3 separate regions of the Mus musculus genome follow, and regions 2 and 3 are each linked to region 1. A link is a loop called in an ENCODE intact Hi-C map of the cell type or tissue named here. Cell type or tissue: gastrocnemius. All regions are shown on one strand.

Region 1 (8,000 bases):
TAGTCCTTCCAGAACATTCCTGACTCCTTATGCCGCCGGGCTGCCTAATGACTATCACCACCAGCCACAAGGTGAGGGTTTCTCTCTCAGGCCTTCTGGTGGCTACAAGAGACACTGACATGGGGGCTCTACCCCAGGACCCAACTTCCCTGCCACCTCACTTAAGACTGTAGCTTTGACCCCACTATCCCCCCCCCCTTTTTTTTAACTTTTTAAGAAAATATTCTACGTGAAGGGGTGCTTGGCCTTCATGCCTGGTACCCTGGTGAAGCCAGAAGAGGGTGTCAGAGTCTCTCGAAATGAGGTTAAGGGGAATTATGGTCCACCATGTCATTGCTGGGAACTGAACCCTAGACCTCTGAGAGTCTGCGAGAGTGGCGAGTGCTCGCACACAGCTGCCCGTCACATTCTTTAAGTCTCTCACTGTCTGTAGCTGCTTCTCCCTTATTTTTTCCACTTCATATTTAAAAACATATCAGTCTGGTCCGGCACGGTTGTGCATGCCTGTCAGTAATGCCAGCACTTGGAAACATCTGAATCCAAGTCAACTGTTTTACATAGCAAACTCCAGACTAGCCAGGGCTAATAGCAAGGCCTATCTCAAACAGGCAGGCAGTCAACCAACCACAGTATGATGGGCTTGTTAGTCTTCAAAGGAGAGAATGTTGGCTTTCTTACCACTAGCCAGGTGATAAGACCATCTGCTTAGTGTGTGATGGGCCCCAGTTGGATCTCCAGTACCTCCCCCTGACACCCACAGCCCTATTGATGGGCATAAAGAATCCATGTAAATGTAAGCAGGTATCTATAAACAAATATCTCAAGCACGTAACATGCTAAAGCTTTTACAGATTGGATCCTTGCTTTTTGGTTTGCCTAACCTAACGGTTACATGGAGTGTGTTACATGACATCGTAATGCATTTCTCTCTCCCCGTGATAGCCACCATTGCCCTGGATTTTTGAGCACCTATTCATGTGAGTGTGTGTGCATGCATAAATGCGTGTGTGTGTGTGTGCCCATGTTTGCGTGTTCGTGTATGTGTATTGTGTGCATGCATGTGTCCATATATGTGTGTGTGTGTGGATAGCCACAATGCTTTGTACCTTCACAACAGTAAAGCTCCTTCCTCAGGGACTGAAGAGATGGCCTAGCAGTCAGAGCAATACACTCTATTCTAGAGGACCTGCAGTCACTTCTCAGGACCCACATCAGGCGGCTCAGACCCTGGAACTCCAGTCCCATGGGATCTGATGCCTCTGGCCTCCACAGGCAGCCTCGTTCACGTGAATCCTAAAAACAAACCTTTAAAAACATCCTCCGCAGCTCTTCTGGCCATGGTTGTACTTCTACCCTCCAACTGGCTCTTACAGGCTAGATCCTGTGACTTGCTTTAAAAAAAATAATTACAATATTTATTGGGGGTATATATGAGGAGGTCAGAGGACAACCCGTGGAAGTCACTAATCTTCTATCACAGGGGAAACTAAGTCAGGTTGTCAGGCGTGGTAGCAAGGGCCTTAACCCCCTGAACCACCTTGCCAGCCAAGATCATATGACTCTTAGTGAAGTCTGGATCACTATCTGCTCAGGCCCTGTTAGCCTGCTTTTTCCATCCCTGTTTCTCTTTCCCTTCCTGTCCCTGGGTGGACCTTGGTCCTCAGGTGGGCTAAAGTGGGCCTCTCTATCTCCTACCTCTGCTGGCTACAGCTGCTGCCTCTCTGCCTGTCACAGGACCGGTGATGCCCTGTCTCTGACTTCCCTTGTGTCTGCCCCACAGTTACCCAGCCTGGGGTTGACCTGTGGTTTAGAAGGAAAATTTCAGTTCTCCTCATGATGGCCATGTAGGAAGTGTGCCGTGAGGTCTCTTAGGCTCTTCCCAAAAATATTTCCAAATTAGACATGGGTGAACCTGTGGGCATGGTGATAGTTTAGCTGGATATAATTGTATATTTTCAATACCTGTGACATCACCACCATTTCCTGGCTGCCAGCCCCTCCCTTGTAGAGTTTCTGGCCAGTCTGATTCTTAAAACCCTTTTCCCTCTGGGTGCTTTAGAATTCCTCCTTCGTCCCCATACTGCCTGCTTCACATTCACACAACGCTCCACCCCACTCTCTGCTCCATCCCTCTGCTTTAACCTAAGTCTCTATACAGTGGCCGACTGACTTGCTCCCCACTACTGGCCACACCACTGCGGCCTTTGAAGTGTCCCTGGAGGTTTCAGCTGCCTCGGATGCAGTGGGAGAGGGAGGAGGCAGCCACCACCCAGATCCAAAACAAGGGGCTTGAGTGAGAGCAGAGGCCTGGCTCCTGTGATGCTGCCTGTCCATCACTGTGTTGAGGCAGGGGGTCAGCTGGCTTGGTTAAGCATGGATTTCCTTCCACACTACCCCTGCCCTGCTCCCTCTGGGACATTGTTCTGTAGTCTCTGGAGGTGTCTCAGGCATCAATGTGTTCTCTGGAACAATTCACCTTGACAGGCACTGCCTCATGCCCTAGAGCTGGAAGTCAGGAAGAACCCTAAGGTGACTGAAGCATTACATTACATGCATGTCATTACAGAGGGGTACAGGAGGTTCCCATTCAAGAACCCTCAGGCCACCTGCTCTTGGAAGGACCCACGGAGTCTACAGAAAGCACAGAAACCCAGGCAATGGGGACACCACTGTGCCTTTAACTCACTGGGTTTTACAAAACCCTTGATCCCACTTGCTGGAGACCCCACAGGCCACTGCCTAAGTTCTGGGGTCAGGCAGCTTCCAGCTGACCCAGGACCATAACGGCAGGTGGAGATGCCCATAAATACCTTATATAAATATGGTCTGGACTACATTTCCAGGTAAACAGTTGGCTGGCTGCAGCAGTCCATGGCCTAGCACCAGAAGGACCTGGCAGGCAGGTGGGGCCTTGTCTATTCCCACCTTGGTCCCATCCCAGGTCGCTGAAGAGGGCCAGGATTCCACAGCACAGCCTGCAGGGTCCCCATGTAAACAGTGGCCCGAAGCCCAGCCGACTTCCTGGATTCCTTGTGTCCAAAGGAGGCCTTCTTCCCCATGACCATGGAGCCCGGGTGTGTGGCTATATGACTATCCATAGCTGTCCACAGCAATCCATGGCTTTCCAGAAGAGGTGTGGATCCAAAAGTGCCACCTCTATCTTAGTCACCAGCAGAGGCCTGGGTCCCTTGGGCTGGAACACAGTAGTGGGCCTCTGTGGGCGTTCCTCTGAGTTAGTGCTTCATGGCCTTGCTGCTGGAGTGCTGGGGTGCTGGTCTGATAGAGGACAGCTGTGTGGGCACTGAGGACATGGGAAGAAAAGAGGTTTAGCAATAAGGTGGGGTGGAAACCCTCAAAACAGCCACATTCCAGGCTAACATTGTCATCTTCCCTCATCAGCAAAGCCTGGTAAAGACAATAGCCCATCCCCCTCCCCCATGTGGTCCAGCCCCATCTCCAAGGTCCAGGGAAGCAAAAATGTTCATCCTCGTATGGGACTCCTCCTCCAGGCTTAACCAAAGAGCAGCCCCTGGGCAAGCACCTATCACCTAGGCTGGGCATGAGCTAGCTGGGTGACAGCTGCCCCCAGTAATGATGCAGTAAGGCATTAGTTACCCACACCCACCGGGACCCCACATGTCCACCAGCAGGTCCTTCTCCACTTTACTGTAAGCATTTGGGGGGAGGGGGGGGTCTGATCAGCTCCCATTCTGCCAACCTCCAAGAAGGGTTGGAGCAGGGTTCTGAGGCTGGTTGGGGAAGGCTTTGCCCAAAGTTAAGCTAATCCCACCCCAGGACTCCCAATGCCCTCCCCACGGTCCTATCTTCAGAGATGTGCTAAATAAATGTCTATGCTAAATGTACATAGGGATGTCCTAGGGTGTAGTACCACATTTTACCACTGGAGGTCACTGTGGGTAGCATTATGTACCCAGGCACCTCCCTCCCACCAGGTACATAGCCTCCCTTCTCCCTCTGCAGAAATCCTTCTCAACACCTTCAGCAGACTGGGCCTGGGGAGCCAACAAGGACACCATAAGAGCCTGGGCTATCCACAGGGGTGCGGTATCCCCAGCTCTGCCCTGCAGGTGGGAGGTGCAGTCCCGCAGAGCCTCGGGGACTTGGGGGTCAAGGGACTACTGCCTCAGCTCTGCATGTGGGTACACTCAGGCACAAGTGTACAATAAACCATGAGTGCACACGTGGACTGGAGCATGCATGCCTGTCCTAGGTAGGTAACACATGCATTTGGATTCAACACAGTACACACATCTGGTGCACAGACACCACCAGAATATGCACAAAGATGTGGGCACACGGGTAGACCTGAAGCCATGTATGTACACACGGAGCACACACATACCTGAAGAATATATACATGGGACATATACTCACCCATAAAATGCAGAACTAAAGCCCATGCATGACCCAGAGAACATGCACTGTGTGCACACACCAGGAAGATGCACACTTGCTCTATGGGACTGTACTTCCCACCTGTAAGGCACCCCTGTGGATAGCCCAAGCCCTTATGGTGCCGCTTGTTGGCTCCCCAGGCCGAGTTTGCTGAGGTATTGAGAAAGATCATACATGCACCAGGAGGATTGTGCACACACACCTGGAGTGCACACATACCTGGTGTGCATACACCTGCAGCATGCATAAACACCTGGAGTGCACACACCTGGAGTTTACACATGAGCAGGACACACCTGGAGTGCACACACATCTGGTGTGCATGCACCTGCAGCATGCATAAACACCTGGAGTGCACACATATCTGGAGTTCACAAACAGACCTGGAGTGCACACATGAGCAGGACACACCTGCAGTACACACACACCCGGGGTGCATGCACCAGCAGGACGCATATCTGGAGCACGTGCACGCACGCACGCACGCACACACACACACAGTGCATGCATAGTTGCCCTCTCATGCTTCTATCACTGCTCTGACATGCTGGCACGTGTGCACACTCAGTAGCTCACAACACACTGATGTACTTGCATGTCCTGGCTAACATGCATCATTGCTCACAGATACATGGGCATTCATGTATGCACCCCCCCATACTGAATCGCCCATCCCTGCCTGCATATGGATCTGTGAGCTCACACTGTAATCTGCAGGGTCACTCTGGGGAAAGGGTTGATGCTCTAGGCTGGCAGTGCAACCTGTTCCTGCCATGGGAAGTGGCTTGAGGCCTCCTCATCACCACCGGGAGCTGTGTGGACTCTGGGTGCCAGGAAGGGATGGCCAAGTTTCTCACTGACTGGTCAGGCTCCACCACTTGGTCTTGGGGCAAGGGGTGGATTCCTGACCAGAGATGGGAGTCTTCAATTCCTCCTCTGGGAACCTGACTCACCTTCCCGGCAAGTGGGTCCCGTGTAGCTGTCCACACAGTGGCACTGCCCACTGATGGGGTCGCAGTCAGCCCCACCCCCACAATCACAGCGCAGGGCACAGCCCGGCCCAAAGCGGCCTCTTCTGCAATCTGTAGAGGCAGGAGGTGGGAGAGAGAAACATGAGCACTGTCACATCTGCCTGGACCTGGGCGGAGAGCTCAGGTGGAACGATGTCCTATGGGAAGGGAGTGGAGAAGACCGTGGGCCTCAGTTTTCCCTGAAAAGGTTAACAGTTCCTATCTACTTCTAAAATATCTGAGTTTTATAACCTTGAGCTTTTTTTTTTTTTTTTTTTTTTTTTTTTTTTTTTTTTTTTTGCTTTTTCGAGACAGGGTTTCTCTGCAGCCCTGGCTGTCCTGGAACTCACTCTGTAGACCAGTTCAGGCTGGCCTCGAACTCAGAAATTCACCTGCTTCTGCCTCCCAAGTGCTGGGATTAAAGGCATGCGCCACCATGCTCGGCCTAACCTTGAGCTCTTAAATGGAGAAGCACTGGCCCACACGCATTCCTGCCTGTTGCCTGGGTTGGTGAGGCAGTAGCCACAGCTGCTGTCCCCAGGGCTGGATGAATCCACAAGTCACTAGGCCACTTTTACAGCCCCAGGCAGTCTGGTCTAAAAGGGTCATGGCCACGATTGTTAAGTCAGAGACATATTTCTACCTCGCTAGAGCCATTCTCATGATACCCAGACAGAGTCCCAAGACTCTAAGGCTACCACAGAGCATGACCCTAGCCTTGGCAGCTCCGATGGATGTCTATGCTTGGTATATCATCTTCTGGCCACTGCCACAGCCCTCAGAGGGTGCAGGGAGAAGCAGAGATCACAGGAGGGCACAGTGCCTAGTCTGAGGCCTGGCAGGCAGGCAGGCAGACAACCCATATGATTGATATTTGCTGTTAGTGTAGCCCTACCCCTACATCTCATCCTGGGAAGGAGCCCACACTCACCTAGGTCACATGTGGTTCCTGCACGCCCTGGTGGGCAAAGGCAGAGGCCGCTGATGGGATCACAGGGCACACCCGTGGGGCAGTTACACTGCTGCAGGCAGCCATCTCCAAAAAAGCCTGGCTTGCACCCTGGTGGAGGCAATGGGATCCATGTTCCCTTCCCCCAAATTAACCAAGACAGGAAAGAGCACAGGGGTCGTCAGGGGGAGGCAAACACTCACCCCTCTCGCAGAACTGGCCATGGAAGCCAGCAGGGCAGAGGCACCGGCCACTGACAGGGTCACAGGGAGCGCCCTGTTGACACTCGCAAACTCTCTGGCAACCAGATCCATGGAAGCCGGCAGGGCAGGCTGGAGAGGGATCCGAGTTAGGCCAAGCAAAGGCAGCAGAAACCCCCTCGTTTTCCCAGAGTGGGCAAAGGACCAAATCCAAGAGCGGAGAGAGGACCTTTCCTGTGTGTCCGAGCCTCCCTTTCTCCCTCCCTCCCAGTTTCCACCATTAGCTTCTGCATGCCAGCCAGGGCTCACATGGCAAGGTAGAAGCATCAGAAGGCACTAGCATGGGAGCCCATCTCCACCTGTCCTGTGTGACCCTGAGCAGACCCTTCCAGCCTCAGAGACTGGCCATCCCATCTCTCCCCATGAGCAATGCCTGAGAGGATGACCACTGTCTTCATGAGCCAGGACCAGCCTAGACAGCATACACACGGGAAGGGGACAGCCCCACTCACTGTCTTCACAAGCTTGACCATAGAAGCCAGGGCCACAGAGGCAAGCGCCGGAGGTGGGCTCACAGCTGCCATTGTTCTGACAGGAACACTCCAGGAGGCAGGCAGCACCATAGCGCCCAGCAGGGCAGGCTGTGCAGGGACGGGCAAATGGATTCTTAGTTGCTCCCTGACTCACCACCCCTACACAGCCTCCCAGGCCCCCAAACTCCGCCTCCTTCTCAGGGACCAGCCACCCCTCACACTCACCGTGCTCACAGTGTGGCCCCATCCAGCCCAGGGGGCAGGAGCAGCTGCCATTGGTAGCATGACACAGGCCCCCATTCCTGCAGGCACACTTGTGTTCACAGCCCTTGCCAAACCGGTCCTGGGGACAGCCTAGGGGCAGAAGGCGGGCACAACAAGAGAACTCTGGCCAAGGCTGGACGTGCTTTCGGACATGTCCCCACACAGACTGATGTTCGTTCCACAAATGCTTCCTGAGCCGCCTAGTACTGGCTTTCCCCTCCCTCACAGAATCCCTCAGAATTCTGGGCAGCCACCATCAGGTCTGATAACAGGGACCACGGTCTTCAGGGGACTGACTGTAAGTAAGTACCCACACAGCCAGCTAGGAGTCAGGAAGGCTTCCGATCACTTCCTCAGGGCTGAGAATGTATGCCTTGGAGACCCAGGGTCAGGCATGGCCTGCTGCTGACCACCTTACACACGGCTGTCTTTCCTAGTTGTGAGGCGGGACCAGGTGCCATCCTGGCTGCAGCCTGGCCTTGGACTTCTAATCTGACTACACCAGTCCTAGGCTGAGAACAAGGGTTCCGAGAACAGCCTTTGTGAGGGAGGAGCTGCAAGTATGCTGGTGGTGTGGGTCAGGACCACTGTCCCCTGGTCTACCCATGTGTCACTATTCCAGCTTGTG
Region 2 (8,000 bases), 65 kb after region 1:
GCTGGATACTCTGGGGCTGGAGTTACCGTGTGGGTACAGAGAATTAAAGCTGGCTCCTCTGGAAGAGCAGCTGTGCTGTTAGCTGCTGAGCCTCCCGGCTCTATCGACTCCTTATTAATGTCACATGGGGGAGGGGGCATTTGTGCAGAAGGGTGGCATACCACTGTGACCCCAAGCTCAGGACTCACACTGGGTGCCTCACATTCCAGGGTGTTGAACAGGAGTGGCACGGGTCCTCCATGAGGCAATGCAGCATATTGTCTGTGCCCGCCACATCTCCTGTCTCCAACCCCTCTCTTCCTGGTCCCCAGAAACGTCATCTTCTCACATTGCAATTCTGTTTGTTTACTTCATGTGCAAGTCTGTGTGTGAACACTCGTGCCACAATGCTTGTGGAAGTCAGAAGACAGCTTGCAGGCCTCCGGTCTCTCCTTCCACCGTGTGGCTCCCTCCCGGGGATGAGCATCAGGCCATCACCTGCCCAAGCTCTGGCTGCTTTACCTTCCCCCCTTCCAGCATGTCAGAAGTCGTTAGCACAAGTATGTAGCCAGCTCAGTTCACTTCAGTGAACCATGCACAGTGGATGAGCCAGGGGTTTAACGATACTTTCCAACAGGAAGCTGGAGAGGGAAAGAAGGCTGGGAGCCAGTATGTGCTCGCGAACGCGCGCGCACACACACACACACACGCCCTACCATACACATACACACATACATACCACTACAAACACACACAACTGTTGTTCCCACAATACCTCAAAACTAAAGCACACACACCATATACATGCACCACACTACACACACATGCACACCAAACACACACACATACACTACACACACCAAATATATCACACACATACAAATTAGACACATACACACCACCACACACATCACAAGCACACCCCCACATACCACATGCACACACCGTACTATACACCATACTATACACATATCACACACACCATACACATATAATCAGACACATGTATCACACATATACACACTATACACCAACACCATACACACACACACACATACCCACCACTACATATATACACACACATCACACATCAATACCGCATACACCACACATATATATCATACACACCATAGACACCACACACACACAAACTACACATACCACACACATAGAAATCAGACACATACACCACACCATACACATACCCACACATCACACACAAACACACCACCACACACATCACAGTTACGCATACACACACACACACCTACATACCACATGCACACACCATACTACACACCATACACAGCACACTTACCACACATACATGCTATACACATACAAACCAGACACATGCAACACACACGCCACACACCACACACCATGGCTTCCAGGGCAACTTGGAGACAAGACATGGTGGTTCAGAAATAACCAGAAAGACCTCCCCCACCTGCCTAAAGATCTAAGACCACTGGGTAAGCTCTTTGGGAAAGTCACAGGCCTCCACTGTGGCAGCTACAGGAGCAGCTGGCCAACAGCTCTGCTTAAGAAAGGGAGTCTCCTCCACAGCTGGCCTCTTCACACACACACACACACACACACACACACACACACAAACACACACACACACACACACAAACACACACACACAAGCCCCAGTGCCCTCAGGCCCATGCCTGTCCACAGTTCCAGGGTCCCTGGAAGGCAGGGCAAAGCCGCAGACCCTGTGTTTCACCCTTAGGCCAGGCACAGAGGTGGCCCTGGGTGACATCTCCTCAGAGGCTTCTAGAGAGCCTTATTCAGCAGAAGACAGACATCACAGGGAACACTAAGGTTGTGTGCAGTGGAGAAGACCACTGGCTCTGGCCAGAGGACATGGAGGGAGCCTCCAACCGCCAGCTTAACATGAAGGACAGCGGAGGGAGGACAGCGGTGGGAGGATCACATTGCCCTCTAATGGAACCCGAAAGCTGAGGAACAGCTCAGGATTTCCTCTCAGCCAAGAGCTGAGGCCCGAGAAAAATGAGGGGAAGACATCATGGAAAGTCAGACATAGGAGTGACAGGATGGGACAGGACCCAAAGGCTCCACACAGTCGCTGAGACAGAGAGACTCCTGCTTCCTCCTGCCCTCAGCCCAGGACTCAGCCCTCCAGGCTCTTGACAGAGGCATTAGGAATCAGCATGACCTTGCAGCCACCTCACAGCAGGTGACACAGTGCTCATTCAGGACTGGGGCTGGGCCCCAGGGGGCTAGGGCAGGTGTGGAATAGATAATGCTCCTGACTGCATAGGAAAAGAGCCTCCCTCCTAGACCCCTGCAGCTGCAGAACCAGTGACCAAAACCAGGGGAGAGCACAGGCCTCCTTAGCTGGCCCTCCCACCCCCCTCTCGCTCTCCAAGAACTGTCAGGTTCCCTCTGTTTATATACACCAGCAGCCAAAAGTGTAGGAATGGGCTTTGGATATTTTTTTTTTTCTTTTCCATTTGTTTCTCAGAAAACAAGACAAGATGTAAAAGGCTCAGAAGAAGCCAAGAACATTCCTCAGATCCCCCAAACGTCCAGGTCTTCACTCCCTGCCATGACCATGACTCTGAACCTTTCATTTTTCTGCCAGGAGGACGGACTAGCGGGGGAGATCAGCACCAAGCTAGCAGCACCCTGGGGGCCAGCCAGGCATGCTGGGAGCCCCTTTCCTAGTGTGCCTCTGCCTCTACCTCCCTGTCTGCCCCAATCTCCCCTTGTCACTCTGTCAGGAACCCTGACTTCTGGTTCTCCCAGGTTTGGAAGATCTCAGCTCATATTTCGCCCTCCCTCCTCCCCCATAGTCTGGTGACCAGCTATGACCAGCTTTGCCTCTTGCTTAGTTTCTGGGCCAAGAACTAGAGAGTCTGGGACGCTCTTCCCTTTTCTACAGCTCCCTCCAGCAGAGCTCAGCACCCTGCCAGGGATGGAGCTGGGCCTGGCTGGGAACCTACCCTGGGTGTCAGACTTAGTCAGAGCTGGCCAGCTGTCCACTTACGCTCTCCCGATTTATGAGGGAGGGCTGCATACATGCAATCCTCTGGCCAGCCAAGCATCTGCCTTGCCCTATCCCGAACACATGGCCAGATCAGCAGCTCCTCCATGCACTTGCTCCAGAGCCGGGCACTGGCTATCCCCTGGCACCCAGGACTTGGCTGAAGGCCTCTCCAAAGAGGCCACCTGTGTCTAATGGGGAAACCCACCCCACCTGGGGACTTCTGCTCACCCTTATCTGCTGCTCCCACACCTTTCCTTGTCTCCTTGCCTGCTGACTAACCCTGATCACATAGTCAGTATTGGCCCCAGGCTGGCTGAGTGTCTCTGTGATTGGCCTGTCACATCTGCCTTCTTGCTGGTTACAGGTCCCCATGAACAGGCCACATCTCACACCTGTAGTAGAGTCCCTCTGATGTGCCCTGTGCACATAAAGAATAGTAAACATTTGTTAAGAGAATGCTTATTGAAGGCAGAGAGCCTGGACCTGGATTTTAGTCTATACAGGATCTGGTTTGGGCATAAATTCTACAAACAAATATCATACTACAGGTGTATTGGAACTAAGAGGCAAGCCAGTGAGTAACATGCTCGCTATGCAAGCATAAGGCTAGAGTTCAAATCCCCAGTGCTCATGTCAGCCTATCAGAAGACAGAGATGCAGGATATCCTAGAAGCCAAACTAGTGAGCTCTGGATTCAACTAAGATCCTGCCTTAGTGGATAATGTGGAGGAAGATCGAGGCAGGCTTACAAAGTCATATTTGAATCTGCAGGAGCACAACCTACAACCCCACACACATACATATGCACATGCATGCACACAGATACACACATGCAGATTCACACAGAGATACACTCACACACAGACAGACACACACACAGGTATATGCATACACACATAGATATACACACATAGACATATATGCACATAGAAATAGGCATACATGCACATGCATGCACACAGATGCACACATGCACATATATACAGATATATATATACACAGAAACACACACAGATACATACACACATATGTGCATGCACACACACACACACACACTGAAAAGTGGAGGGGAAAGGAACTAAGATGTAGGAAGGTTGGGGAGTGAGGGCTGTTTGTTCTTCATAAGGCCACCAGGAGACAGGGTTTGAGTGGAGCAGGCTCAGGCTGCACTATCTCTGATAAAGGAGGGCTGTGGCCCTACCCATCCTGCTGTGCCTTGTACCTGAAGGCTTGAGTCCTCTTCCTCAGGGCACTTCCCTGCCTCACCCATTCTCAGGACCCCAATAGCTTGTTCCTTCCCAAACCCTCCTTGGTTCAGGAAACGTTCCAAAAACCTCCACATCCATACCAGAGCCCTTACAGCCTCTCCCTATACCCATGGCTCATCACTAATGGGGATTCACTTTCCCTGTCCCCATTACACTGGGATCTATTTGTGTCCTGGACTATTGTCATCATAGACAAACCTAGCCCCAGTCTCCAGCCCAGCTGCCATTTCCCCAGGTAACTCTACCTGCTCCTCCATGGACCTTCTGTTTCTCCACCCTCAGGCCCCCAAAACCAGAGAGAGTCCTCAAGACAGGCGTTTGTACCCTACACCTGACAGACCTGTGCCTATGCCCTCCCCACCATGCTGGGCACAGACTATCTTTGTCCTGATTGATCGATCATGACTGCTCTCATGACCCTAAATTCTAGGCAGGCATGAGCCTCTCATAGCCACCAGAGGGCACCAGCACACCACCTTGAGTACAAGGCACCAAAACACGCGCTATTCCAGAAGAGGGTCTGTGAACCTCTAAATCTGCCCAGTGCCAGACCCAGCTTGTCTCAGGGTTCCTCTCTCAAGATTTCCTGCCACCCAGGGAAAGGTATGAAAGATATGGAAAGCTGGGTGCCCCAGCTCTTGCGACAAGGGACTAGGGGCCAGCAACCCTAAGAGAACAGGCATATTTTGGACTGTTAAGTTCTAGGCCCTTCCTCCAGAGGCGGAGAGGGCATCAACTAGTACAACAGGCACCAAGTCCTGTCCAGTGCAGTACCTGGTCACTATGAGGCTGTCTGAGCATCCAGGCCACGGAGACTACACTAACCAAGGACCTTTGCAAGCAGCCTTCGGAGGCCGCCCACTGGACAGAGTGACAGAAAAGAATCCCTTAGTCTCTCCCTGTACGGTCACAAGTACCCAAACAGGTATTCCCACTCTGTATAGCACAGCTCTCCTCATTCCCAGGAGTCACCACACATAGCCACATGTAACCACGGTCATGCCCAATGTGTAGTCTCAGATCCATAGGGGATGTGGTTAAGATATGCCTTCCCTGAGCTCTCGCTCACCCCGGCCTGCAAATTCCAGGTCTCATTCTGCATCCTGTATTCCTCCACTTCTGGACTACAGACCCAGAAACTCACAGGAAAGAGCAGCTGGCCAGGGCCAGGTTCAAATCCTCAGTACCAGAGAGGCCCTGATCTAACTGGTGGGGAGATCCTGAGTTGACAAGGCCAAGAGGTGTGGGATGTTCCAACCACAGGCTCCAGAAGAGCCTGTAGCCAAGCACTTTCTCCCCATATAAAATCCAAATAACCCAGATAAGCGTGCAGTCCTGGGAGACAGAATGCAGAGGGTTACAGACAGGTTGGAGCCTGTTGCCAACCCCTGCCCACTGACCACACCAGCCCTGCAACTCGGCCAAGGGAAAGCAGGCCACCAGCTCAGCCCTGCAAACGTCTCCAGATACAAGGTGATGGCCACACCGAAGTCCCCTAAAGAGCTCGGTGCCTGGACGTTGCTATAACAACATAAACATCATTATCTTGATCTACAGAGTGAATGGGAGAATCTTACAGAAAACTCATGCCCCATGAACCACAGGATGCCTGGCACGCTGGCCACCTAACACCTATACAACTTTGTGTGATCACACACAGAGTTCAACGGAGAGGCAGTGGGGACTGAGCCCTGTGGGGGGCTCTCTCCTCCACAGGGGCTGCAGAGTAGCTTTTCCTGTGTGTCCATGGGTCACGTCGCTTTGAGTACCACGTAGGGACAGACACCTCTAATGCCATGTATTCTCAGCTCCACCTCCTTAACTGAGGACGGTGTGTCTTCACTGCACCCTGCCTGCAGGCCTCTCATCACCAAGGGGAACCCAGATACTACCCAGGAGCAATGCGGCCACAGAAGACTAGAGTGGACAAGCTGGCTATGGCATACACAGGAAGGCTCTCAAGGATGGGGGTGCCCCTGGGAAATGGAGAGATACCTCAAGGGTCCACCGCTGATCATGGAATGAGGAACACTAAGAGTAAAGAGGTGCATGCAGCTATAGGCTGGATGGAGCTCGGAGGGGGGACAGACACCCCAACTTGCAAATAAATATAGTCACAAGCCCTGTGGTAGAAAAGAGTTCACCATGAAGGCAGACAGCCTCAACGGACCACTGATGTGTGTCAGGCCCTTTTCACTGGGTGACAGTGAACATCAAGTCACAGGGCCCAGTCAACATCAAGGACCCTGCCTGCCTTGTGCAGACACAAAGGGAGGTGTCCTAGGACATGTAGCCACTTCCTGTCCATGTGAGGAAGCGATTGTCCTGGGGTGCGTCTCCAAACACATCAGGGTAGAAAGGAGATGATGTCATCCTTGCTGGCCAGTGGCCAGACCACACCTATCCCTTTTCCTTGGCAGCATTTTGGAAGAGTCCTTGAGGGTCAGACACAGACAGCTGGGTGAGTGAGGCCTTCCCAGGGGAGCCGAGAGGAAAAGGCAGGCCAAGAAAGTATAAGCTGGGGCTGAGGGAGGACTCTGGGCCCGGGGTTGCCAAATGCATACTGGATTATCTCTACATTTGGGGTTCAGCCCCCAATAGCACCCACTGTCTATAGGTCTTCTGAAATGTCCAGTTAACTGAGTGACTATGGACCTGCAGGCCTCTCTGCCCTGAGGTCCCAGGACCTTGGGGTTCCTGTGTAGCAGGCACACTGCAGTTCCTCGAGAGATAGAGGATCCCTGGCTGTGGGTGCCATGTCCACTCAGGAAACACGAATGTGCCTGGGATCCACCGTGCTCACCACTCCATCCTGGCCTTGGAGGCTGGTGCTACTGAAACCTAGCACCCAGTGCAAGAAGCTTATCAAAGGACACAGCCTCCCTCCTGAGATCAGAGTCAGCCACTAGAGGCCTTCACTCCCAGATTCAGGGGCCCTGAGCCTGCCATGGAGGAGCAACCTCTCCAATGCTCTTGGCTCCAGAGAGATGCTGGTCTGAGCGTGACCTGGGCAGCAGCTCCCCCATGGCCAGCCCTGATTGGATGCACCTCAGCGGCTACCTCCTCCCCCCACGGTACCTGTCCTGCTATCAGCTGGCCTGGATTCTCATGACGGTGTACAGGCCTGGCACCACAGGGCACAGAGGGCAGGGCCTTGCTCTGGAATGCCTGGGGCTAAGACCCAAGAGCAGATTTGGGAAGCAGCTGCCAGCTCCCCCACCTGCAGATTCCCGGTTAATCATCCTGCTGGAACAGGAACAGACACTCGCACCCCAGGAATCCTGGAGATGAGCTAAGAGCAGATTTCCTAGAGTCTGCCTCTCCAGACAGTGCTGCCTGCGCGTGGCCATGGCCAGGAAGAGAGGGTACAAGACACAAGTCAATCTCTGTTGTTTGAGCAGGAACAGAGCCAGCTCCCAGGAAGCTCCTAGAAACCTGTGTCTTCTGGCTGGAAGAAGCCAGAACCTCCTGCCTCTAGAAAGAATGTTAAACACACCTCCATCTGAGGCCAGGCCCCTTGGCGGCCTATGGAGACTCTGAGATCCCTTCCCACCCAAGACACCCCACAGCTGTGAGCCCCCGAGGTCCATCCAACACTTTTGAGCACCTGGGGCTGGTGACAGTGGACCAGCCTACAGGGTCAGCTGGTCCTGGGGTCAGATGTAACAGATATGGAGATACCTGGGCTGCAGGACTGAACTTAGGGCTTGGTGGTCCCAGTGCCACAAGTC
Region 3 (8,000 bases), 100 kb after region 1:
CAGGAATCTACATAGACAGGAGAGCAACCCAGAGGCTTCAAAGCTCTTACAAGAGCCCAACAGGGCAGTTCAATGGCATGAACGAGGGGCTGGGATGGCACAGTGCCTCTTCTAGGAAGTGTGGGCAAGCATACATGGTGGGGGATTCAAGCTCCTCAGCAGGTCAAAGGCATCTTTCTGTTCCTTGCCCTCTCATGCAGCTTCCCACCAAGGCAGGAAAGGAAAAGCCCAAACCACAAGGTGGACCCAGTGCCATCAGAGGGAGGGGACCTCGGCCCAGCTGCAGAGCCTCTGATGAAGGATGGAGTGAGGCTCCAAGAAGCTGGCAGTCTTTGCAGGAGTTAGAGGCCAGGGAAGCTCATGGCAATGACGACACCTTTCACCAAGGTGTGGAAGCGGGAGGCACACTGTCTCTGTAGCTTCAGGAGGAGGATTTGTCTATACCTCCCTCATTTGCCTCATTTGCCTCATGGATCACCCCTGGCCTGGGTACAGCGGGCACACGGGGAAGTGTCAGGCTTTGAGGATAGGAGCCCAGTGGTTGTCTGGGGCATGTCAACACTATGAAAAGGCAGATCAGAGAGAGACCCTCAGGTGCCTCCTGCCAGGCACATGACCAGCACAGGATGCTCAGCAGACACACAGTCCTTCCCCTGCTACACACACACACACACACACACACACACACTCCACCCCTCCCCCCACCTCACTCTGTAGGCACAGCAGCTCCTGTCTTCTGGGGCATCTGGTCATTCACCATCCAACGTCCTCACATCCTAAAGAGGGGCTACTTGAGAGATAAACTAGAGGAAGCCTCAGTCTCAGAGAATGTGGCTGTTTAAGCCCTCCGGGCCAGTATGCCCAAAGAGCACCTTGCAAGATGGAACTTGAGTTGGTGGGGATTGCCTCCTACCTGCCTGGGTAGTAGGAGAGGGTCAACATCGTGAGCTGATTCCAAAGCCCCAGCACTGGGTTTCTCAGCCTAGCTGCCCAAAGGGGCTCCAGACTGGGGGAAGCCCTGTGCTTTGAAGCTGTATGTGAACAAGCGGCTGGCGCAGCCTCAAGCAGAGCTGGTCGGAGCTTCAACACATGGGCAACCTCTCTCCATCCTCCACAGGGCTGCAGGGAAGCCCTTAAGGAGTGATGCCAACCCTACGCTGTTCAGCAATCATTCCCACCCCAGCTGAAGCAGGCAGGTCATACTTCCTCCAAGCTGAAAAGTCACTTAGAGGCAAAAAATAAGTAGGTGGCCATGCTCCACCCACTGACTCTGAGCACCTGTGGTCAGCAGCAGCCAGAGAATCACCCACGCTGTTCCAGCAGACTCATGGGGGTCTACGGGGCACCTGGGATGGGAGTGAGAGCTGCTCTAGAGCCCACAGAGGCCCATGGCTTGCACACCAACTGTAGGGGGCCGTGGGCAGGAGGGCAAAGTACTGTGAAAACTCTGCAGTTATCAGTTCAGGAAAACTGGCCAAAGAGGTGCGGCAGCTGTGCCAGGCCCTGCCAGCTCATCAGAACTCCCCAGGAGAGAAAGGCAGCAGGGCAGAGAGGATCAGCCAAGAAGTATTTCCTAGGGTCCTCGGCTGCCTTCCCAGAACCCCTCCCCTGCTCCTCCAAGGAACTAAGAGCAAACCTGCGAGGTCACCTCTAAAAGCTGGTTCTCATGGCTTCCACCTGCTGTGCATGTGTTCAGCAAATTAAGCAGCCCCTCCTACAAAGCCCACGGAGATAAATCACCACTGGTCTGGCCAAATGAAACTGCCTCGATGGCCCAGCCAGCTAGAGCCCATGTGCAGATGCCCAAGAGATGTAGGTCTGGGGAAGAGAGCCAGGGTTTTAGCCCAACCTGGAACTCAGACCCACCCAAAGTGGACAATCTGAGAACACAGGTTTATTGGGACACAGAAGAGCCAGCAAGTGGATGCACAGGCTGCAGAGATGCAGCCACTTCTGCAGGAAGAAGGGAAGGCAGTCTCTGGAAATTGCATCAAGAGGAAGAAGAGTCAGGCTCTCCCGCTACCCATTCACAGCTAATTCCAACAGCTTTTTTAACAGCTAAAGGCTTCCTGGGCCCAGGTGAGCAGGACACAGGCAGCAAGCCCTTGGCTCCACTCCCAGGGAGATCAGCAGGAACGGACAGAGCAGGGTGGGGAACCCATAAAGGGCCAGCAACAGTTTCCACTCGTGCCAGATTGCATCCACCCAACCTCGGGAAGACCGTGTCTGCAGCCCCTCTCAACCATGAAAGAGACAGGCAGGCTGGCAGCCCTAGCCCACCACGCTTAGTGCAATAATCATTCTAGGACCGAAGCTCCCTAGGAACAAACTCAGTTAAGAGGAAGGAGCAGCGGAAGTCGGGGACATAGGTTGCTTCTGTTCATAGACGAGAGGACCCCAACTCAGATCCAGCTCTTTTTTGTAATGGCCACAAAGACCAAAGCAAGACCCAGGGAGGAGGTCCCGAGGGCACCTGTCCCAGTAGGAAGCTTGTCCTCTCATTCCCCAGGGAATCATGACACTGTCCTCACGGCCAGGTACATAGTGGACCGGTCAGTGCCAGCCCTGGACAGAAGCAGCAAGTCTCCTCTGTGGGTGAGAAGATGCCCGAACTGGCAGAATGGAAGCCCCAACCAGGGCCTGAAGGGTCCCTGGTCCACTCCCCGTGCCGCCCCAGCAGCCTTGCCAAGTTTACAAGGCTCCACCTTGCACCCTGCGGGGAAGGGCTGGTGAGGGGGGGCAGGCCTCTCATCTGTACATCCACTCTCAGTCTCACTTCGCACCAGTTTTCCTTTGAGGCCAACAGAGGGGGATCGCTTTGCAGTTTAAGAGAGACCGCTAACCGGCCTGTTGGGGAATCATCTTTCAAAATTAAATCCGTCGCCGCTGGCTCCCTGACCCTCTCTTCCTGCCCATTCTAGTACTGAATTCCTTCTCCCGAGGCCCCAGAGCGCACGTGTTTAACACACAAAACAGTGCTGGCAGCCCCCTCTGGGCACCCCCGCCCCTGCGCAGGCCCTCGGACCCCAGGAGACTAGCTTGGGGAGGAAGTGGGACCAGGCTGCTTCCTCTCGGCCGCCTCCAAGCTGGCTCCCCAGCTGGACCCTGCGCCGCAGGGGCTTGGATTCCTCACCTCTCCGGAGTTCGGCATCCGTCTAAGTCTGCAGGACCCTTGCTGCAGGGGCGGGAACCCGGAGGCTATGGGCCCTGCGGCAGACTCGAGGGCACCAAATCCAGTCCGGGACCCCGGGTCTAGACCATCCCCTCCTCAGTTAAAGCAAAGAGCCCATTGTTTGTGGCCCCAGGGACAAAGCCCCGAGTTCTGTCCGGGTCAGCTTCGCCGCCAGGAGCCTCACGACTCGCGCTACTCACATGCTCGGCTGCAGCGGGCGCGGGGGTAGCGGCTGGGAGGCTGCAGGCACGGCGGGGAGCAGCAGCAGCGTCAGGGCCACCACGCGCCAAGACGCCCTCGCCTCCACCCCGACAGGCATAGTGCGCGCGGTCGCGCTCCCACTCGGTCCTGGGATCTTCGACTCACAGGCGGCCCTTACGGCCAGTAGACGCTGTCTTCACGGGCGCCATACCCCCAGAGGACAGCGGAGCACCACAACCCAGTCGCGCCAGGTGCGGGGCGCGAGGTTCCCGCAGGTGCAGATGGGACAGTTGCCCGGACCTCCGAGACCTTCGCGCTCGGTTCGGCGCGGCCAGACACTTGCCAGGAGTGATGGAGAGCAAACTCGGAGCGGGACGCAGCAGACGTCAGGCCCGCCCGCCGCACGCCCCCCGGCCCGACCCCAGCCCCCTCTTTCCCGACCCCGCTCCCGCCCCTTTTGGCCCCACCCCCAGCCCAAGCCACGCCCGTTCCGCCTTCGGCCCCGCCCAGACAATCCCAATAGGGAGAGCCCACTTCCAGCCCCGCTTCAGCCCCTCCCCTCTCCGGCTCCTGGTCCTACCTTTAAGGCTAAGCTCGCTTCCCAGTACTTTCCCCTAAAGCTTTCCAATTTCACTTGCGCTCCCTCTCTCTGCAACCGAGAGTCCCAGGTCTGACCCCAACCAAGTGAACAATTCTGTCGAGTCTGCGCGGTCCATACTTCGTAAACACCGCTCTATCCAGATCTGAGACCTCTGCAAGCGCACCCTTGGATTCTTGGAGTTGCAGTCACCTTCCCTTGGCCCCTCGTCCGCGCGCCCGCCACCGCTGTCCCAGAAGCAGGGAGGGATAGTAGAGCGGGAGGTAGAGGGGGGGACAGCCTCTGAGTGCCTCTGGGCACTTCCTTTGGGTACTGACTTTATTAGGTAACACACCACCCTCTGGGCTTTCGTATTCCCAGTTCTGTACTGAGTGCTTTGGGACGGTAGCATGGGGTGGAGTGGGCGTGTAGGTCCCACTAGGCACCTGCATAGGGGTCTAGGAGGTGAGGCGACTCCCTGCACCAGGTATTTATTGTCTTTTAAGCCTGGCTTTGATTTGATTTGACTTTCTCCGCGGTTAGGGGCAGACTGACCAGCGCTGTACGTGGCATCTCTTAGTCCAGGACTTATCAAACACTCAGAGGGGCTCTTTGTGAAGCTGAGCTGGGAGAGTCCCATGAGGGTATGGTAGCGGACCTCACTAGTTGCAGATAGTTGTGTGAGGATCAGCTCCTCCTTGTCCTACTGGAGAGGTGTGCCTGCCCTTTTACATGATGGGTGGACCCAGCCTGCCCTCTTCCACCATCCCTGAGGAGTGCGGTAGGTGTTCCAGCCTCCTCTTCCCCTGAAGCAAGTGCTTGAGGGGGCCTCTGGCTGGGGGACCTGGAAATGCCGCTGCAAAAGTTCGCATTTCAAAAGACTGTGGGTCTCATTACTGGGCAGGTGCTGTCAGCTTAGACCTGCTGCTGGCCCAGATGCGGAACCGAGGGCAAGGAAGGGAGTGGAGTGAGTTTAGAAAACTCAGGTTTCAGATCTGAGCAGTAAACATAGAGGAGTATAACCTCAGGGGAAATAGAGAAGGGAGGGAAGTAAGGAAGGAGGGAGGGAGAGATGGATAGACAGACAGATTCTGGAGGGCAATGGGTCCTGGAACTTGCCACCTGATGCCCCAAACAGGACCCCAGTTTGCCCTGCATTGTTGTGCTGGGACTCACCCTTCTGCTCAAACCCATCACCAGACCCTCCCTGGATCTCAGTAGCAGAGGCTGACCCGAGCCCTCTGGGGGACTCCCAATGTCTGCACCCAGGAATTCATCTCATATCCCTCCTCAGCCAGGGGCCCACCACTGTGGAGAAGTACAGGAACTGTACACTGGGCCCAGGCGCTTAAGCTTGCTCCTCTGTACCTCTGTCTCTCCCGGCGCTGGCGTGTGTGAATGCTTGTGTGCATGAGGGATGGGGACCTGAAGAAGTTCACCACCTGCTCTGTGAAACCGTGCCCCAGGACCAGAGTCTGGAGGTGAGTGGGTGAAATTTTCTCGGCTCCTTGGGTGGGGGAGGGGGCGTGCTTTTAGTATCCCGAAACCTATGTGGGGCCCTTACTGAAGAGAGACAATACGAAGTAAAATGGCTTTGCTAATTTTACAAAGGTATGTGGCCTCCTGCGTGAATTCCTAAACCCCTTCAACTTGAAGGTTTCCTTGGGTCAGAGCTTTACTGACCCTAGGCTATTCCATCTCTGCCCATGTCCCGTCCAGGCACCAGGCCTCTGTGCCAGGTGAAGAGTCCTGGCGGGTATCAGGTGCTTCCTGTGGTTAGGTTAAGACGAGCATGTGTCTCTTAAGGTGGGTGGCGTACACATGGGCAGTGTGTGGTCTGTCCACTATCCCCGGACAGAGTCCTTGTTCCCGGGCAGGTGTGGGTAGATGAAGCATGGACCACACACTCCAAGCACCTGTCACTTAGACAGATGTTGGCTGGAGCCTCACCCCAGCCCCAGAGAGACAGACCCTTTTCCTGTCCAGTCTGGCTCCTCAGAGCATGGGTGATGGTTGAGCATCTGATTGCCCAACACAAGAGTGGAGCAGAGAGGACACTTACAGTCTGTCATTGTAATCAGGACCTGGGGATATAACTCAGTTGGTAGAGTGCCTGCCTAGCATGCTTTCCAAGGTCAAATCTCCAGCACTACACACACTTGCCCTGGCGGGGGGGGGGGGGGGGGGGGCAGGGGGCGGGGTGGGGGAGGAGTCAGGGTAAGCAGAAGTTTAATGCCATACCGGGCCAGACGAGACCTTATCTTAAAACCAGCCAAATAAACAAACAAAAATGCCCCCATAAAACTAGGAATCAAATGACAATGTATTTAATACAGTTCTGTAACTCACAGCAAGCATATTGCAACTTTACAGCTAACAAATTACGACAGCTGGTTGGACATGATTATTTCAAATTGTCTCACGGGCTGGAGTGACAGTCACAACATGGTCAACAGGGCGGCTCAATTCCACGAGGTGTGCACTCGGCTTGTCTCCCCATCACTCAGAAATAAGTGCAGGGGCGAGTCGAGGGGGAGAGCGCACTCCGGGTTCATCAAGTACTTGCATGATAATGTCCTCATGTAAACATGCCTGTGAAAATGCATAAGGCACTTGGCTCAGGAAGGTGGCTGCTTGCTCTGTTGTTCAATCTGTTGTGTGTATTTTCTCACTCGGAGTCCATCCCTGTCTGCCATTCAGGGAGAGGACGAATGGCTAGCTGGTCACCAGGATACTACTGATATCATATTCTCTCCTAGCTCAACACATGCAGCACCCGCTTCTGGGTGTTTCCAATGACTGCATCTAGAATTGTTGTGTCAGTTGTCCTTCCTTGCTGGAACAAGACAGAGCAAGAGCTGGCCACTGAGACCTTCCTGATATAACTCTGGGTATTGGCTTTACATAGCTGTATCCATAGGTCTGAGAAATCCGTTACTTGGTTTTCCCTGCAGATACTTTTAAATTTTTTTATTAGACTCATTCATTTATTGGGTATCACATGTGCCGCTGTGCACGTGTAGGGATCAGAGGACAACTTGATGGAACTGGTCCTTTTCCTCTATGATGTGTGCCACGGGGGTCAAACCCAGGTCATTAGGCTTGTCAACAGTCACTTTTACCTGCCGAGGAATCTTGTTGGTCTTATAATGGCAATTCTTGGTCATTGTTCCAAATTAATTTAGAGGTTAATCTATCCAGTTCCTTTTAGTTACTTTGGAATTTAGCTGCAACTGCCTTAAATGTGCTGTCAAGAACCTCAGGATATCTGCAGGAACTGGACTGTTGGCATGGCGCCCTCTTGTGGGCTTGGGCATATTGACGAACCACAGTGCTGGCTTCAGGAGGAGGGTGGGCCATCAGTTCTATCCTTTATTGAAAATAGGTCACGTGTCACATTCCACTTTAGGGTCTGATCATCCCATTCACAGGGTAAAGATCGAATTTGCCCTTGAGTCTGGAAAGATAAATCAGTGGTTAAGAGCACTGACTGCTCTCCTAGAGGACCTGGGTTTGATTCCCAGCACCCACATGGCCAGTCACTCAATGCTCTGTAACTCTAATTCCTAGGGATCCAATGTCCTCTTCTGAGCCTCTGTGGACATTGAGCATCATGTGAAACACAAATATATTTATTAAAGCAAAACATTAATACACCACACACAAACATTTCGTTGTTTTTTTGTTTTTGTTTTTTGAGACAGGGTTTCTCTATATAGCTCTGGCTGCCTTGGAACTCTTTCTGTAGACCATTCTGGCCTTGAACTAAAAGATCCACCTGCCTCTGACTCCTGAATGCTAAAGATTAAAGGCATGTGCCACCATGCCTGGCCCACACATATATTTATTTATTTAGTCCTGAGTTTTCACGAATTGAGTGGTATTCACACCAGGCCAGAACCCGTGGCTACAGCACCCACCTCCTAGGATCTCCTAGGATTTTCCCTTCCTCCGTCCACCCTGCCGCCGTGGCTTCCACCAGCAGTGTGCTAAAATGTCACTGAGTCACAACCCTGATGACACTCTGGGTTGGACTTTGCTTGGCAGTTC

The links. A loop is a pair of places that touch in the nucleus more often than their neighbours do. Peaks named below come from ENCODE experiments on the same cell type or tissue, not always from the same donor. Only the 100,000 strongest peaks of a DNase experiment are listed, where the experiment ranks them.
Region 2: a loop joins it to region 1, with 3 times the contacts of the local background. A loop is called at or near these places in 5 of 42 quality-filtered maps.
Region 3: it touches region 1 in a loop (3-fold over the local background); 17 of 42 quality-filtered maps call a loop at or near these places.

What each region holds. Positions count from the first base shown.
Region 1 is chr4:154,269,109-154,277,108 of GRCm38, reverse strand. It overlaps Megf6 (multiple EGF-like-domains 6), which reads right to left. Exons shown (of 37, transcript NM_001162977.1): 32 at 7,334-7,462; 33 at 7,088-7,216; 34 at 6,579-6,707; 35 at 6,358-6,486; 36 at 5,370-5,498; 37 at 1,388-3,301. The coding sequence ends at 3,234. Among named protein-coding and RNA genes, the nearest start is that of Gm52687, 27 kb to the left of the region's middle. In gastrocnemius, a CTCF peak has its summit at 3,899 (motif pointing right); a DNase peak (open chromatin) is centred at 3,917.
Region 2 is chr4:154,204,211-154,212,210 of GRCm38, reverse strand. All of the region lies in intron 3 of Megf6 (multiple EGF-like-domains 6), which reads right to left. Among named protein-coding and RNA genes, the nearest start is that of Megf6, 37 kb to the right of the region's middle. In gastrocnemius, no CTCF peak of the experiment used is centred here; DNase peaks (open chromatin) are centred at 4,730 and 7,533.
Region 3 is chr4:154,166,515-154,174,514 of GRCm38, reverse strand. It overlaps Megf6 (multiple EGF-like-domains 6), which reads right to left and starts at 3,802. Exons shown (of 37, transcript NM_001162977.1): 1 at 3,373-3,802. The coding sequence starts at 3,491. In gastrocnemius, a CTCF peak has its summit at 7,247 (motif pointing left); DNase peaks (open chromatin) are centred at 2,130, 2,714, 3,792 and 7,250; H3K4me3 peaks cover 2,211 bases; H3K27ac peaks cover 274 bases.